Linked DNA regions of Mus musculus: region 2 is linked to region 1. Evidence: chromatin loops called from intact Hi-C (ENCODE). Cell type or tissue: heart. All regions are shown on one strand. Links, peaks and the distances in the headings refer to the core of each region. The heading gives the core; the rest is flanking DNA.

What was found. Hi-C counts contacts between places; a loop is a spot of excess contacts. Peaks named below come from ENCODE experiments on the same cell type or tissue, not always from the same donor. Only the 100,000 strongest peaks of a DNase experiment are listed, where the experiment ranks them.
Region 2: it touches region 1 in a loop (2.2-fold over the local background); 2 of 42 quality-filtered maps call a loop at or near these places.

Annotation. Positions count from the first base shown.
Region 1 is chr10:89,740,095-89,748,432 of GRCm38, forward strand. It overlaps Uhrf1bp1l (UHRF1 (ICBP90) binding protein 1-like), which reads left to right and starts at 4,897. Exons shown (of 21, transcript NM_029166.2): 1 at 4,897-5,194. The coding sequence starts at 5,151. It overlaps Gm30963 (predicted gene, 30963), which reads right to left and starts at 1,099. Exons shown (of 4, transcript NR_155765.1): 1 at 1,072-1,099; 2 at 369-530. In heart, for the core only: a CTCF peak has its summit at 5,291 (motif pointing left); DNase peaks (open chromatin) are centred at 4,877 and 5,467; H3K4me3 peaks cover 1,773 bases; H3K27ac peaks cover 1,152 bases.
Region 2 is chr10:89,799,877-89,808,214 of GRCm38, forward strand. Uhrf1bp1l (UHRF1 (ICBP90) binding protein 1-like) reads left to right here. Exons shown (of 21, transcript NM_029166.2): 13 at 3,143-3,336; 14 at 4,836-6,337; 15 at 6,748-6,920. Among named protein-coding and RNA genes, the nearest start is that of Gm31090, 8.1 kb to the right of the region's middle. In heart, for the core only: a CTCF peak has its summit at 4,710 (motif pointing left); no DNase peak of the experiment used is centred there.

The sequences.
Region 1 (8,338 bases), core at 298-8,297:
GCAGAATCTCATTTAGCCCTCACAAATTACAGAAGTTAGATACGGGTAAGCCTTTAAAAAAAAAAACAAATCTTGTCCAAGTTTACACTACAAAAAGTTCCTAAGGCAACGTTTGAGCTTGAGTCAAGAGACAGAACCCAGAGTCTTAGTCACGTGACCCTACATTCACGTTAGGTTGCTTACTCTTAGGGGGCAGGGAACAACTTTGTTGTTGTTTAGGAAAAACCTAGATTCTATCTATCTATCTATCTATCTATCTATCTATCTATCTATCTATCTATCTATCTATTTATTTGGGTGGTTTTCCACTTATCTTAGGATTCCCCCCCACCCCCACCCTGTATAGCCCTGGCTGTCCTGGAACTCACTTTGTAGACCAGGCTGTCCTCGAACTCAGAAATCCTCTGCCTCTGCCTCCCAATTGCTGAGATTAAAGGCGTGCGCCACCACTGCCTGGCCATGGGATGCTTTTTATCCTGCTTGTTCTGGAAAGAACGTCCTTCAGTCGATCTTGTTTCTCTTCCTAGAGGCTAGCAGAGGATAGAGCAGCCAAAATAGAAAAGGGGTCCTTATTAATGGGGGCTAAGTGACTTTACAGCAACTTGAGCTGAGCCTCTGCAGCAGGCACCACCCTAGCATTTCCCCCTCTCCTTTCTGAAGAGGGATGGAGGCGTTCCTTTAGAAAGGTGTATTCTTGTAGGGAGGTTGTCACTATCAGAAAGCTACAGATATTTTTAAAGACCTTGTTTTATAGTATATGATTAAATGTTAGCATGAATAGTCAACCCACACGTTATTTTTTTTTTTTTCCATTCTCAAGGGCGGGCCTTTCTTTCTCTCTCCCTTCCTTCCTCCCCTCACCACTCTGGTTCTCAATCTTTTCATCTCTGCCTTTTCCTCTTATTCTTCACTCTCCCTCTCATTGACCTCAAAGGCCTCTCAGATGGTCCTTCTACTTCCACTCGATGAGCTAGAACTCCAGGCATGTGGCGCTGTCTTAATTCCATACGAGTTCATCAAAACAGGCTAGATTGTTCGATTACGCATAAACTACCCTCTAAACCCACGTACCTTTCTGATGCATCCCCCAGGAGGGAGTGCAACTTCTTTTCCTTATGTAGACATAACTCTGTGGTCACTTTTGTCTCTTAAAAACACCCCTTGTGGCTGGGTGAAAAAGAGGAACAGAATGTAGTAACAGTTTTTCCTATTTCAACAATTTCCTTTTTTTTTTAATACAGAAAATTTTAAGTGACATTTACATATGCATTTATTTAGATACAACAACCAAGCCAAGTAGATAAGCTGAAAGGATTACCATATAACTCTTCTATTGTTTTTGATATCATAGGTGTATTTTTATAACTCCCTAGTTTATTTTCATTTTTTCCTAGCCTATTTTGAAAACAATCCTTTCTGATATATACCCATATCTGGATTAGCCCAAGGTGCAGGAATTACCTATATCTGCTTATAACATATTTTCTTTCTTTCCTTTTCTTTCTTCCTTCCTTCCTTTCTTTCTTTCTTTCTTTCTTTCTTTCTTTCTTTCTTTCTTTCTTTTTTCCTTCCTTCCTTCCTTCCTTTCTCTCTCTCTCTCTCTCTCTCTCTCTCTCTCTCTCTCTCTCCCTCTCTCTCTCTCTGTTTCTTTGTTTCATTTTGTTTTTCAAGACAGAGTTTCCTGTAGCCCTGGATGTCCTGGAACTAGGCTGGCTTTGAACTCAGAGATCTGCCTGTCTCTGTCTTTCAAGAGTGCTGAGATCTAAGTTGTGCACCACCATTGCCCAGCTTGCCTATAACTTTTAAAAATGCTGATTAAAGAATGAATAGTTGTTTTCCTCTTTCTTTCTTTCTTTCTTTCTTTCTTTCTTTCTTTCTTTCTTCCTTCCTTCCTTCCTTCCTTCCTTCCTTCCTTCCTTCCTTCCTTTCTTTCTTTCGTCCTCTCTCTCTTTGAGACATGGTTTCTCTGTGTGGCCCTGGCTACGTTGGAGTTCGCTCTGGAGACCAGACTTGCCTCAAACTCAGAGCTCTGTTTTCCTCTGCCTCCATAGTACTGGGATTAAAGACACACACAACCACTGCTTGGCTCATTTTAAACTTTAAAATTAAGTTTGCATACCATAGCCAAGTTAGATTTGACATGTGGGTTATATGTTCATACAAATTAATATATCTCAACTAACCAGTAAATAAATGGTATATAAGTGTCCTTTTGGATATATGGTTTTATAATCAAAGGGCTCAAAAAAGTTAAAATGCTAAAGATTAATTGCACCAATTTTTCCCTAACTTTTGCATACACTCGTGTGTACTATGAGTACATATAAACTAAAATTTTTAAAAATTTACTTTTATGTGTGTCATGGTTTGTATATTCTTGGACTAGGGAGTAGCACCATTTGGAGGTGTGGCCTTGTTGGAATGGGTGTATCACTGTGGGTGTGGGCTTAAGACCCTCACCCTAGTTGCCTGGGAAGACTAGCAGACTTTGGATGAAGAGATAGAACTCTCAGCTCTGCCTGTGCCATGACAGCCTGGATGCTGCCATGCTCCCACCTTGATGATAATGGATTGAACCTCTGAACCTGTAAGCCAGCCCCAATTAAATGTTGTGTTTTATAAGACTTGCCTTGGTCATGGTGTCTGTTCACAGCAGTAAAACCCTAACTAAGACAATGTGTATTGGTGTTTTGCCTGCATGTATGTCTGTGTGAGGGTGTCAGATCTTGGAGTTACAAACAGGTATGAGTCACCATGTGGATGCTGGGATTTGAACCCACTTCCTGTAGAAGAAGAGCCAGTGCTCTTAACCACTGAGCCATCTCTCCAGCCCCTATGCTAAAATGATGAAGGCAGGGAGCTGCTGTATTAGAGTTATTATGACTCTGTAGGAAGTCCAGGGCAGAAGAAAGGTGTCTGTGGGTGTTGGCAGTTTGAAGTACACTAGACTATCCAGTCTGTACTGTGCTCAGAGGCTGTCCGAGCCTCAAGAACTTCCTTGTGTTCTGTTGCTCTATGTTTGTTTGTCCTAATAGTTCATAATCAGGGCGAAGCAGGAGGTTTGGCTAGCCTTTCTTTGCCCCTCCCCACACCCTATGTTTGGTTTGTCAATCAAATGTTACTTTTAACATTTATTCCTCTGCAAATACAGCTGATTTCCACCTAATCATTTCTAAGAGAAGAAACTTCAGGTCAACTGAAGAAAAGGGTTGGGCCGGGGGATAAGGGATGTTATCTTACTGAATCAGAGACTGGGGACAAGGGATGTTATCTTACTGAAGCTCAGAGACGGAGAGGAGCAGGGTTCTGGGCAGAGACTGGGAATGAGTCACCCAGCTAGGGACAAGACCTGGCTGGCTGCAGGCGGCCTTCGCTAGTCTAGTAAGGCTCTGAAGTACAACCCATCACTGTCATGCCAGCTTCCAAGTAGGAGTCAGTCCCAAGACAGGCATTTTTATGAGTTGTTATGGATCCTATGTCCAAGTAATAAAATCTTGGCTTTGTAGTTATTTTTATTTTTTTATTTTTTCAAGAGAAGGTGTTGCTAAGTAGATCATGGTGACCTCAGACTTGTAGCACTCCTCCTGCCTCTGTCCCCGAAGGGCTGACATTACAGACCCATGTGTCACTACACCCAGCTTGGTTCCCTTCAAACAGCTCAGATTGCTTTCATCCTTGCACAGTATTTGTGTTAGCAGATTCTTGTTACCCTGGCATGCTTCAAGCATTGTGAACTCTAATGCTGCTTCTTCCCACCTCAAATGGCTACACTGTCTCTCTCTCCCACCTGTTTATGAAATATTTTAGTGATTTATATCTTTTTCAAAACCTGCTTCTACAACAGGTGGCCAGACAATATGGCCCAGACACACCAACAGTACCTACTAGGGCCCCTACCAAACCATCCCTAAGGGCAGACACTATATTTTAAAGATGATTAAAAGTGAGGTTAACGGCTGAGAGAGCTGGCTTAGCAGACAATACACTTGCCATTCAATCATCAGGACTTGAACTTGAGTCTCCAGAATTCACATGAAGCCAGAAGTCTGTAATCCCAGCACTCTTTAGGCAATATGGGAGAGGCAACAAGAGACCAACAAGAGGATCCTAGGAACCAGGTAACCTGGAGTACACAAGTAGCTGTTGAGGAAGAGATAGAAGAAAGTGAGGCACTACACCCAGGGCTGTTCTCTGACGTCCCCTTGTGTGACCAAAGTCACATTCATACATGAAGTGAAACTAAAGCTGAAAACAATCTTTCCAAGTTAACATAGCTAGAAAATATTAGAACCAGGACTTCATTTTGGGCATTCCATTTCAAAATTTCTACTAAGTGTGTCTATGTGTGTGTGTGTCCAGAGGATAACTTTCAAGGGCAGTTCTTTCCTTCATGGTGGTTTGGTCATCAAGTTCAGATCATCAAGCTTGCTTGACAAGTACTCTTGCTGGCTGAGAGCCATCTCACTGGCTCTAGACTTTCTAACTTCTAGGTCTTTAGGTATATTCGGTTAAATATGACATGCTGTCAATTTTACTTCCTTTAAGGTTAGACCAACGAATGGAAACATTAAATTACAGCCGTTAGTCTAAGGGAAGGATCTTGGTAAAAGAAACTGAGATTAAAAAGCTGAAATGGCCAAAAGAATAACATAAACAGAGCTACTTGTAGAGCAGAAAGTTGAGTTCGGAGGAAATGAAGAAGCAAGACTAGGATGTCAGCGAGAGAGGCACAGACAAGATGAAAGGGATGAAGAAAAGATGAAAGCCCAAGTACCAACTAGGAAAGGGCAGCGGAGGACCTAGTGGGAGTCCGAAGTAGGCAGGGCTGAAGATTCCCGGAACTCCCACAGGTCCCGCCCACCTCGAGCTCGCTCCGCCCCCCCGACTCCTCTCCCCGCCCCCGGTCTCTTAGGTGATGCTGCAGCCAAGATGGCGCTGGCGGCGGCCGCGGCGGCCTGAGCGTCATGCTTCGGGCTCTCGGCGGCGGCTGCGGCGGCTGTGGCCTCGGCCAGGCCCTCGAGTCTCTTCTGAGAGTGATCTCTCCGGCGCTTCTCCTCCGGGCCGGTGAGGCGGGACCGAAAGAAGACTGCCGCGAAGTGAGGAGGCTGTGAGGAGCGACAAGAGAGCGGCGCTCCAGCCCGGCGGGCACCATGGCTGGGATCATCAAGAAACAGATCCTGAAGCACCTCTCCAGGTCAGCGAGCGCTCGGGGCCGGTCCCGTCCGCTGGCCGCCGGTTCTCGGGTCCAGGTCGCAGGTTCGGGCTCTGCCGGTGCCGCTGGCGCCCCCGACCGGCCTCCGGAGTCACGCGGAGGGCGGCGGGGCTCGGCGGGCCGGGGTCTCCTCCTCCGCCGGGGGCCGCTCCTGCGCCGAGGCTGGTGACGTCCCCGGCGTCACTCAGGTGCTGGGTGGATGGGGTTGGGCTGGGACCCGGTCCGGCTCGGAAGCTCCCGGGGCTCGGAGCCGAGCGGCTCCGTTAGCCGAGGACTGGGGTGTGTGTGTGCCAGTGAAACGTTAACCTTGGGATTGTTCTCGGTGCCCCCTACCTGGCGTCCCCGCTCCGCTGCACGGGAGGGTGTGCTTGTTTGCACAGTTCGGATTTGTTTTAGGGGAAATTAAGCAGGACTTCTCCGCTTCGGCCAGTTCTCCGTGGAAGTCGTTTTCAGTCCCGCATCGCGTTCGTTCTTGCTGCAGAGTTTTCCGATTTTGTTCCGCGACCCTTGAGTTCAGGGAGTTAACGTCCCTGGTGTTTAAACCCCAGACGTGTCACTCTTTCCATTTCATAACACAGTTTTAGTCAGAAACATGACTCAGTAAACTGGCAGTTTGTTACTGCTCTTGGCTTCTCCATATTTGTCTCAAGAAACAGGCTAAATGTAGGACCCTGTTCCAAGTTGGTGACAGAGAATTAAAAGCTCTTGGTTAGGATCTCTTTCTCTCCTCTGTTATTTGTAAGTTAATGAATGCTTTTAACTGATTAAAGGAACGTTCTCAGGTTTAATGATAGACTTGTATAGTAAACATGTCTTCATTTTCTGGATATGTGTGTGTGTGTGTGTAATACATATATATATATTACAGTTGAGAACATATTGAACAAAACAATACTATGATTCAGCAGATATTTTCCTGACATTATATCTTTATATTGAATAAAATTTAATACACACAGTATGTATACATAAAGTATCAAACTATAGCAAAGTTTGTGACCGTGTGTTTGGTTCTTAGTATCACTAATTAGAGAGAGAGAGAGAGAGTGAGTGTGTGTGTGTGTGTGTGTGTGTGTGTATTTAAACAGGTTAAGTAGCTCAGGCTGTCCTGAAAATAAATCTCAGGCTACCCTCAAGTTCAGTGTCATCCTGCCTCACCTTCCTGAGTGCTGAGATTACAGGTCTGTGCTACCATGCTTTGTTGGATTTTTTTTAATTATATAGATAGTGCAATACTGAGTCATCTTATTTTGAATAATGTTTATTACTTAGGGTGAGTCTGACTCATGAGATACACTTCGCCCTTGCCTATTTCAAGAGCCATAAGAAAATTCAGATCCATAGACACTGATTTTATTGCCCTTTTCTCTCCCAGGGATAATGATACTGTACCACTCTGTATGCCCAAAAGAAAATCTAATTCAGTCGATAAGTGCCTTAGGGCATTATCCTTTAATTCTCTTGTATAAGTCCATTTGGGAAGACCTCTTAAGAGCAGGCGTGTAATGGCTTACTCTGCCACATAGATAACTCCCACATACTTAGAGTTAAGCCCTTAGGATTACATTATAATCTTCCTGATTTCTTACACCTGTGTGGTAAATAGTAATGAGCATTTCATTTTAAATCAGAAAGTTTCTAAAACATAGCATTTTCTTTCTTTTTAAATGGAGAAACCATTTGTAGTTTTTTTTAAAGATTATTATATTTTTATTTATTTACTGTATACATCCAAGTGTGCACATATGTGCCTGATCCAGTCTATGTATGGAACATCTGAGGATAACTGGTGCTCACCTACCACACCATGTGTGAGTTGGAACTCAGTTTCCCAGGCTGGGTTAGAGTGCTGGCCTAGCATGAAAGCTGCCCTGAGTTCAGTGCCTAACACCTTATATACCTTATAAAGCGGGTGTGGTGACAGATTCCTGTAGTCTCAGCGCTTGGGAGTTGGAAGCTGTCAGATTTAGATTGTCCTTGGCAGTAGAGCCTGAGGCCAGCCTGGAATGGTGGAATCCTCTGGGGGAGGGCGTTGGAACCTGTACCATCAGAGAGAGGAAACATTAGGAAAATGCCCAAGTTCTTCCAGGCTCTCCTGCAGGGACTCTTCCAGGAAGAAGTCTGTCTAGAAAAATAGAATGGTCACACTGAGTGAAAGTTGAGATCTTAAGATTGAAACTGGCAATTCTGGAGGCTGGCCAGGACTTTGGACGTTGGCATATTGGACCAGTGAGGAAGAGGAACTGTTTTATAAGAGACTGACATATGCTTTATGCTTTAAGTAAGCGCTGCTTGGTTTGAGTATTATAAGTCATCTTATAAGAAACATCTCTGTTTCTTGCCTAATGTTTGTTTCCTTAGTGCCTCTTGCTTTAATGAGAAGTTTGTAGACTTGACTGATCTGAATCAACTTTGGGGTGTGTGAAGAGAGACAGGAAGAGGTTAGAAGTGTTATATTTTAGGGGAAATGAAACATGAAAAGCCTTTGAAAGAAATTACCCAGATTTTTTTAGGTCAGCACAGGGTATGTGTTGAAGGTGGTTATAGGGGAATCCGTCCCCCCCCCCCCCCGCCCCCGCACCCCGTAAGAGGATAAGAAGTTCTTTAAAACATTCATATATAAGAAAGGAAGATGGAGCAGGAACTACCTGTCATTTCACCATTACACCTTTTTATCTGTTGCTCTGTGTCTCTCTGTACATATGTGTGTAGGTGTATGTGCAGGGAAAATGTAGTTGAAGTTGTTGAAGATCTGACCACACACCTGAGATAGTCGGAAGACAGGCAGGGACAAAAGGTACACATTTAATTAAGCTGGGACCTGCAAAGTGATATGAAAGATCCAAGCACAAATACTTGCCTCCCATCACTTAGCCTCAGGACATAGTATATGATACACAGGTTTTTCTGCAGATTAGGAGTTCACTTGGTAGACTGTACCTCATGGGGTGGAGTCTCTGTCCTGTTTGAAGCAATGGTTGTCAACCACTGGAACTTTGTTCCTTTGGCAATGGTTTTGATTATTGTGACTTGGAAGGTTGTCACCTGGTAGGTAGAGGCTGGGGATTCTGCCCAACACTATCACGCACACCCAGCACAGACCTCTAATATGAAATCACATCTGGC
Region 2 (8,338 bases), core at 322-8,321, 60 kb after region 1:
TTGCTTTGCACTATTCTTCTGTGTGTGCATTTAAGAGTTGTTTCTCTCAACTCCTCTTCTGACTAAGAAGGTAGGGTTAAGATAGTCTGAAGTATATTCCCAGGGTCTCATAAGTGACAGAAGAGCACACCTGAAATGCAGGCATGGTCTGTCCATATTCCTTCCCACAGTGGTATGCTGCTCCCAAGCCATCCATGGCAGCCATTCGCCTGTCATCTGATCTTTCTTGAATGTTTCCATGGTGTTGTACCTAACTAAAATGTTTCATTCTCCAAGGATTGCTTTCTTTGGGGTAAAGACTAGTTTCCAGGTGCCATAACTTCAAAAAAAAAAAAAAATGAGACAGTGTCTTACTCTGGCTGGCTGGCTGGCCTGCTCTATTGACCAGATTGGCCTTCTGCCTCTGCCTCCTAATGCTGGGTTTAAAGTGCACACCATTGTGCATCCATCAGCCATGTGGGACATGGGTCCACTCATATGGGCTCACTTTGCCTTCATATCTTCAAGAGCTCTGTCTCCAAATAGTCACATTCTGAGGTGCTGAATTTAAACCGTAAACAGAAGCACTTTAGAGGCGTGGGGTAGAGTGTACAGTTCAGCTCATAGAATAAGCATAGTATTCTTGATCTTGTTTTTAACATGTGTGCCTCTTTGTCGTATTTGGTTTGGATCCTGCCCCTTCCCCTTAACATTAGGAGCCCAGGACAGGCTCCTTCTAGCTTAGTTTGCACTGTTTGAAGGGCTGAGATGGAACTATGCGGCATGCTTGCCCGGCATCTGTGATGCCTGCTTTCACTCCTCAGTACCACCAAGCCCAAGACAAGCAGAAACTGACACCAGAACAACAAATAAGCAGGTAGGTATCCCTGAGCTACATGGTCATCTGAAGAGCCTGTTAGCAATGCCACATGGAGCCCAGGGCTGCCCCGTGTGGGGACGACGTCTCGTCGTCTATGGCTGCTGCCATCACAGTCTCTCTTTAGAAATTCCCTTTATTCCTGAGTGTGATGCATTCTCTGGGCACTCTACTTCCCCTTAATCCCAAAGGCAAGGACCTCGACATCACAGCTAGTTTCTAATCACAACTTTTTTGTTTTATGTCTGTCTCATGTATGGAAAGTTAAATGGAATTGGACATCCCTTATTTCTTCTATGTTCTGTGTCTGTAGCATAAAGCCTAGGGGTAGACCTTCAAGGAAGCTTCTTTGCTTTTATGAATGGAATGAAGAGATGAGTGCAGGTACCCAAAGTCAAACATAGATCATCCTGTGCAATGTTCTTTGCACCTGAAAACATATGTGTATAGTTACTGTGTCCTTACAAATGTCCTAGGCATGTTTACCTAATAATCATGACATTTATATGCATAGAAGGTTGTTGATCTTAGACAAGTTTAGATCATTAAAATAAAGTATGCCTGTGCTGGTGGCTGTAGAAGCTTTGGGTTTTCTTTGGGATGTCTTAGTTACTGCATCTAAACTTAATGCTCTGTCACTTTTGCCATTTTGTTAACAATGATGTGCTCTGGCCATCCACCCCCACCCCCCAGAATGGCTTATTCCATTCCTACTAAATTTCAATTGGACTGAAGAAGAAACTTGCTCGCTCAGCCCACATTTTACTTTCACACAGTACGTTCTGTTCTTATGGTTTATCCTTGGACCGGTAACCACGCCTGTCCACCTGTGTCCTGTCTTTATCATCCTCAAGGCCCCAGTAAATCATCTCACGTCTACTCCTTCCGTCTTTCAAGTTCTTCTAGCCACAGGGCCTTCAGCTCCGGACGGGGATGACTTAGGGGCAGTAGCAGAGGTTTCAGCCCATCTATCCTCTGCCTACTGCATTGGCCTTAGGCTTTGGGAGTGCAGACCATCATGGTGGAGAGGCATGGTAGAGAAGACCTCATTTCTAGAAAAAAAGGGGGGGGCTGGCGAGATGGCTCAGTGGGTAAGAGCACCCGACTGCTCTTCCGAAGGTCCAGAGTTCAAATCCCAGCAACCACATGGTGGCTCACAACCATCCCCAACAAGATCTGACTCCCTCTTCTAGAGTGTCTGAAGACAGCTACAGTGTACTTACATATAATCAATAAATAAATCTTTAAAAAAAAAAAAAAAAAAAGGGGCTTAAGGAGAAAAAAACCAAGCCTATATGTATTCAATTAGAAACATGAGTTGGTTCTGTAGGAGGCAGTACCAATACACTGAAAAAATATCCATAGTTATCAGAAACTGTAGGACGCTTCACTTGGTGTATCAAGTATTACTGGAAAATTGGGGTCCTTTCTCAGGATTCTTAGTCTTGTAGAATAAAGACCTCATCAAGCTGTTCTGAACCCTGTAGTTTTTATGATTAATATACTTGCGGTTTCAGAAGAGATACAACCTGTAATTATCAGCATTAGTTTAGTGGGAGGAAACCGAGTGTATAATAATGGATTATCCGAGACATTTCAGTTACTGCTGTACTTGAAAGCTCTGTTCTAGGCCATTGTTAAAGAGGAGAGTGGGCTGTGTATGCTCTCCCCTCATGGGCTTTCTGCCTGGCACACCTCTTTATAGGACACAGAGTGTGATGCAGATAGGTAGGTAGGTAGGTAGGTAGGTAGGTAGGTAGGTAGGTAGATAGATAAATAGATAGATAAGTAGGTAGGTAGGTAGGTAGGTAGGTAGGTAGGTAGGTAGGTAGGTAGATAAATAGATAAGTAGGTAGGTAGATAGGTAGGTAGGTAGATAGATAGATAGATAGATAGATAAATAGATAAATAGATAAATAGATAAATAGATAGATAGATGAGTAGGTAGGTAGATAAGTAGGTAGGTAGGTAGATAGATAGGCAGATAGGCTTTACGGGCAGGCCATGATTTCGACACCGTGCTTTAAGAGGGTGATGTTTTATTACTCTGCTTCACTGTGAATCTAACAGGACTCCCAGTTTATGCATTTTATTTACATTATATTTTTTTCAGTTAGTGAAGCATAGAAAAATGTCTTATGTCTATATTTGCTGTTAGTCACATATGTAGCTTCATGTGTGATATTGATTAAGGAGAAATATTACTTGTTAAGGCTATCTTTTCTATGGAAACATAACTGTCTGTTCGCTGAGGGAGCTTAACACTTTTCTTTTTTTTCTCCACAGTTCCATCTCCCAACCTATATAGCCAGCTGAATGCTCTACAGTTTACTGTAGATGAAAGGAGCATTCTGTGGTTAAACCAGTTTCTGCTGGATTTAAAACAAAGTCTTAATCAGTTCATGGCTGTGTACAAGTTGAATGACAGCTCAAAATCCGATGAGCATGTTGACATCCGAGTTGACGGCTTAATGCTAAAGGTATCGTGGAAACAAGTGGGGCTTCATGCTAAAGGTATCGTGCCTCTGCCTCCTGGGTTTAAAGACATGTCCACCACACCCAGCTGAGAGCAAAGCCATTTTTATAGATATAAAACTGACTAATTGTTATAATCCCAGGATATAACGTGCTGTTCAGACGTGAGTAAGCTTAATTATAATCTTAATTTCATGGTGAAATGTAAGATTGAATTTTGATTCTCAGCTATAGGAAATCTGAGAGTGTTTCCTCTACTTTTGTGTATTTATGATTTTAATTTTTCTGACTTCTATTCATTTGAAAGTAAGAGATAGCAGTAAAATGTAAATCTTTAGTGAGATGGTGCAGTGGGTAAAAATGGGGCATGTAAGCCTGAATACCTGACCTTAGTCCCCAGGTCCCACATTATGGGAGGAAAACTGACTCCTGCAAGTTGTCCTCTGACTTCCACAAACTTCCTCTGACAGCAAATAATAAACAAGTCACTGTCACATAAAGAGGTTTTAAAAATCTTTAGTCCTTTTTGTTCCTGTTATAGGGTTTATACATTTTTTTTCTTCTAGAAAAGGTTAAGTGTACAGCAAAGTTTTTAAAGTGTATGAGTTGCATTTGTTCATATTATTCAATTATTAGTGTCTAAAGTTAACAAAACTTGCTTTGTAAGTAAGTAGCCACTAATCTAATTTGTATACAATCTTAGGTTTTTAAAACACATTTTAGTAAAAAGAATAAGATGTGGACATAACTGACAATTTACTGAAGGGTCCGTTGTTGATAGATTATGTGTTGTAGCCGCTTTTATAAAACATTGTGCAGCTAATATTCCACATTTCCTAGCATATAAGGAAAAATCTTCTCAACTTAGCATAAAGGAACATGTTGTTTAATAGTGCTTGAGACAGAACTAAACAATGATCATTATATTTTCTGGGCATGAGCAGTACCCAGAAACCACTTTGGACTCTTTGCTAGGAACACTGATTCAGTTCCCTCTTGAGAACTATGTCATAAGTCTGCCTTAGTCTCACTGTCTCAGCATACCCTGCCTGTTCTCCAGAGTGCTACGATTACAGCTGTGTGCTCTCTTGCAGCCTGGAACAACAAGTCGGGTGACATCTGTCTGTACAGTTGCTGTCATTCTTTCAGTCTCCTAGAACACTTGGGCTTAAAAGTAGCTTAACAAAACTATCGAATATCGCTTTTTCACACTTAGTGCTTTTTTGTGTGTGTACTCAAACATTTAGTAAGTAAGAGATGGCTCAGTGGTTAAGAGCACTGACTGCTCTTCCAGAGGTCCTGAGTTCAAATCCCAGCAACTACATGGTGGCTCACAACCATCTGTAGTGGGATCTGATGCCCTCTTCTGGGGTGTCTAAAGACAGCTACAGTGTACTCACATATAATAAATAAATCTTTAAAACAATAAAAATAATACCAAGTCTTTTGTATTTTTCATGATGTAGGGATTTGTAAACTGAACTCAATTTTTTTCCCCTTCCAGTTTGTCATTCCTTCTGAAGTGAAGGCAGGTTGCCATCAAGATCAGCCTCACACGGTGTCTATTCAGAGCTCTGAAATGATAGCCACCAACACGAGGCACTGTCCGAACTGCCGCCATTCTGATCTAGAAGCTTTGTGTCAAGACTTTAAAGAGTGTGACTTTTTTAGCAAAACTTATACTAGATTCCCCAAATCCTGTGACAGTTTTAATCTTCTACATCCCATCTTCCAGAGACATGCCCACGAACAAGATACCAAAATGCATGAGGTTTATAAAGGGAATATTATCCCTAAATTGAATAAAAACACTCTTAAAACATCTGCTGCCACCGATGTGTGGGCGGTGTACTTTTCCCAGTTTTGGATAGACTATGAAGGGATGAAAAGCGGGAAGGGGCGGCCAGTAAGCTTTGTAGATGCTTTCCCTCTGTCTATCTGGATTTGCCAGCCAACAAGATACGCAGAGCTACAGAAAGAGTTCCAGACTTGTGATCAAGTGACCCTTAATACCTCACAAAGTGAGTCCAGTGATCTGGCTGGCCGAATGAAGAGGAAGAAACTCTTGAAGGAGTATTACAGTACAGAGTCTGAGCCTCTGACAAATGGCGGCCAAAGACCTTCATCAGACACATTTTTAAGGTTTTCCTCTTCCTCTTCAGATGCGGATGTTCATGTCTTGGTCCGTGTTCATAAACATGTCAGTATGCAGATCAATCACTACCAATATCTGCTGCTGCTTTTCATACACGAGTCTCTCGTTCTGCTTTCGGATACCTTGCGGAGGGATGTGGAAGCTGTGATTGGAAGCCCCGCTTCCCAGACTTCTGTTTGCGTTGGAATTTTACTTCGCAGTGCGGAGCTTGCCCTGCTGCTTCATCCAGTGAATCCCACAAGTGCTCTGCGCTCTCCTGCTTCTGAAAGTGGGAGCCCATTGCTTCCTGACTTCCTGCCAGCAGAAAATGGGGGGTTTTTGTCTTCAAAGAGAAAACAAGGTGGTAGTGGTATACACCGAATTAGAAATGCTACTCTCAATCACATGTCAGACAACAGGTCAATGAGTGTTGACCTCAGCCACGCCCCTTTAAAGGATCCGTTGCTTTTCAAATCAGCCAGTGACACAAACCTGCAAAAAGGCACTTCTTTTCTAGACTACTTATCAGATAAACATTTAGGGAAAATAAGTGAAGATGAAAGTAGTGGACTTTCTCACAAGAGTGGCTCAGGAGAAATGACCTCAGAAGGGAGTCACACAAAGGATGTGGCTTCCACAGACTCAGATAGTGTCTTAAACTACAGAGATGGCTCAACTAGGCTTTCCCTGGATGATGACGGCAACCATAACCCACCTTCAAACCCTGTAACTGGTAAGGGAATTGACGCCATACACTCCATCTTCAGAGCTGAAGACTTCCTTCCTGAAGCAGCTTCCCTCTCTGAGAACCCGGAGAGCAGTAAAGAGGAGGCGCCCCCAGCCAGAGCACCTAAATCCCAGACGTCCTTAAGGTAATGGTGCAGTTGCAATGGAAGTGGTTTTAGTTCTGTTGTTTCTTTGGCTTGTTTATTTGTTAGTTTTGTTTGGGAGTAGAAAACCTCAGGACAAAGTGTGGCATTGTCAGGATTAAGAGTCTGTGTTCAGAATCTGAGATAGCCCTTACTTGTATGTCTTGGTATACTTCTTAGCACTTACTAGCTTGGGGACGCTATGTGATGCTACCTTTACTACACGCTGGCTTCCTTGCTGGGCCTGTGTCTTGCTGTGGTCCGGCTGGGCTAGGACTCCAGCACTCCTTTTGCCTCTGCCTCCGCAGTTCTGGGATTCCAGGGGCCCTCCCTCTCCCCAGCACTACTAAGAGTGGAAGGCGAAGTCCTTTCAATACCTGGGGTAATTTTCCATTGATTTTGTTTGCTGACAGTGCTAAATCTAAGGAACGTTGCCCACCCTCCCCAGCTCCACTCTCTGTTTCCTACAAGAACATGAAAAGGAGCGCCTCACAGGTCTCCCTGGATACCCTTTCCCTGGACAGCATGGTATTGGAAGAGCAGGCGGAGAGCGATGGAAGCGACAGCCACGTGTTGCTGGGGAAGGGTAAGTGAACAGACCGCTTACAAGAAGTACTATGTAAGTACTTAAAGTTGTACCCCACGCTTATTAATGACATCGAATGGACAGACAGAATGACTCAGTTCTGAACGTCTGGCCCTGTCCTCCTAGCTGTGACTTGCTAGTGGCTGTCCTTTTGCTAGCAGGACTCCTCGAGTTACCCCTTGGAATTTGATCATGTTATTTTCCAGTTTAATCTTAGGAATCTTCATTGCTTCAAGGCTGTGAAATTTAGAATTCTTAATTCGTTTTGAAGATGTTCTTTATGATTTGACCTCAGTTTAGTTTTTCTTCATGTCGTTTTTCCTTCCTTTAGTTCTTTTTCAAGAAATTATATTCATCTGTCTATAGGAGAGTGTGGGGCAGGGTAGCACACATGTTCCATGGCATGAGTAGAGGTCAGAGGGCAACCTGTAGGAGTTGTTCCTCTCCCTCCACCGAGTGTCAAACTCAAGTTGTCAGGCATGGTGGCCTTTACCCACTGAGCCACTTTGCTGTTCCCAGGTCTCACTTTCTTCACTGTGAAGAATGCTTCTCTGTTTCACAGTATTTCTTCTGGGCCTGGAGAGCTGTTTTATTTCTGTACAGTTTAGCAAAAATCATAGACATCTTATCCCTGGACTATGAGAAAGACTGAAATGTTCTGTTAACATGCACCACAGTTACCGCCACATACACCTCTCTGTCTCCATATCTGGTGGGATATCCACTTACTGAACGTCCCACACTCAGGGGCATGGGGTAGAAGCCAGCTGGTTACACGGCAGTAAAGAAGGAGCTGAGTTGGGGGTATAGTTTTTGTGTCTTGGACTTCATTTGAGTTTTAGTTCTTTTATGGCATTTTACAATATTAATCTGTGATAGATACAAAACTTAATGATCTTATTCCTTTTCTCATAGATAGCTTGAGGGAGGAGAATAGTCACACGATATTCAATTCATGTGAGAGGTGATTGGGGCTGCTGTAGGGTGGGGAGAAGAGAGAGGGACTCAGACTGGATCTGTGCAGTGTGTGACGAGGGGAGATGTGAGGCTGACAGGCAGGAGGAGGTTTGCCTCTCAGTTCCTTCTGATCATCACTGTCACTGTTAGTTCACTACAGTTAGGGCTTTAGTATCTGACTTAGTCAGGGTTTCTGTTGCTGTAAAGAAACATCATGACCAAGAGCAGGTTGGTGACTAAGGGTTGGTCTGGCTCGCACGTCCAGATCGTAGACCATCCCTGGAGGAAGTCAGGGCAGGAACTCACACAGGGCAGGAACCTGGAGGCAGGAGCTGATACAGAGGCCATGGAATGGTGCTGCTTACTGGCTTGCTTCTTAGGACTTGCTCAGCCTGCTTTCATACAGGACCCAGGACCACCAGCCCAGGGGTGGCATGGGTGGCATGACCCACAATGCCGTG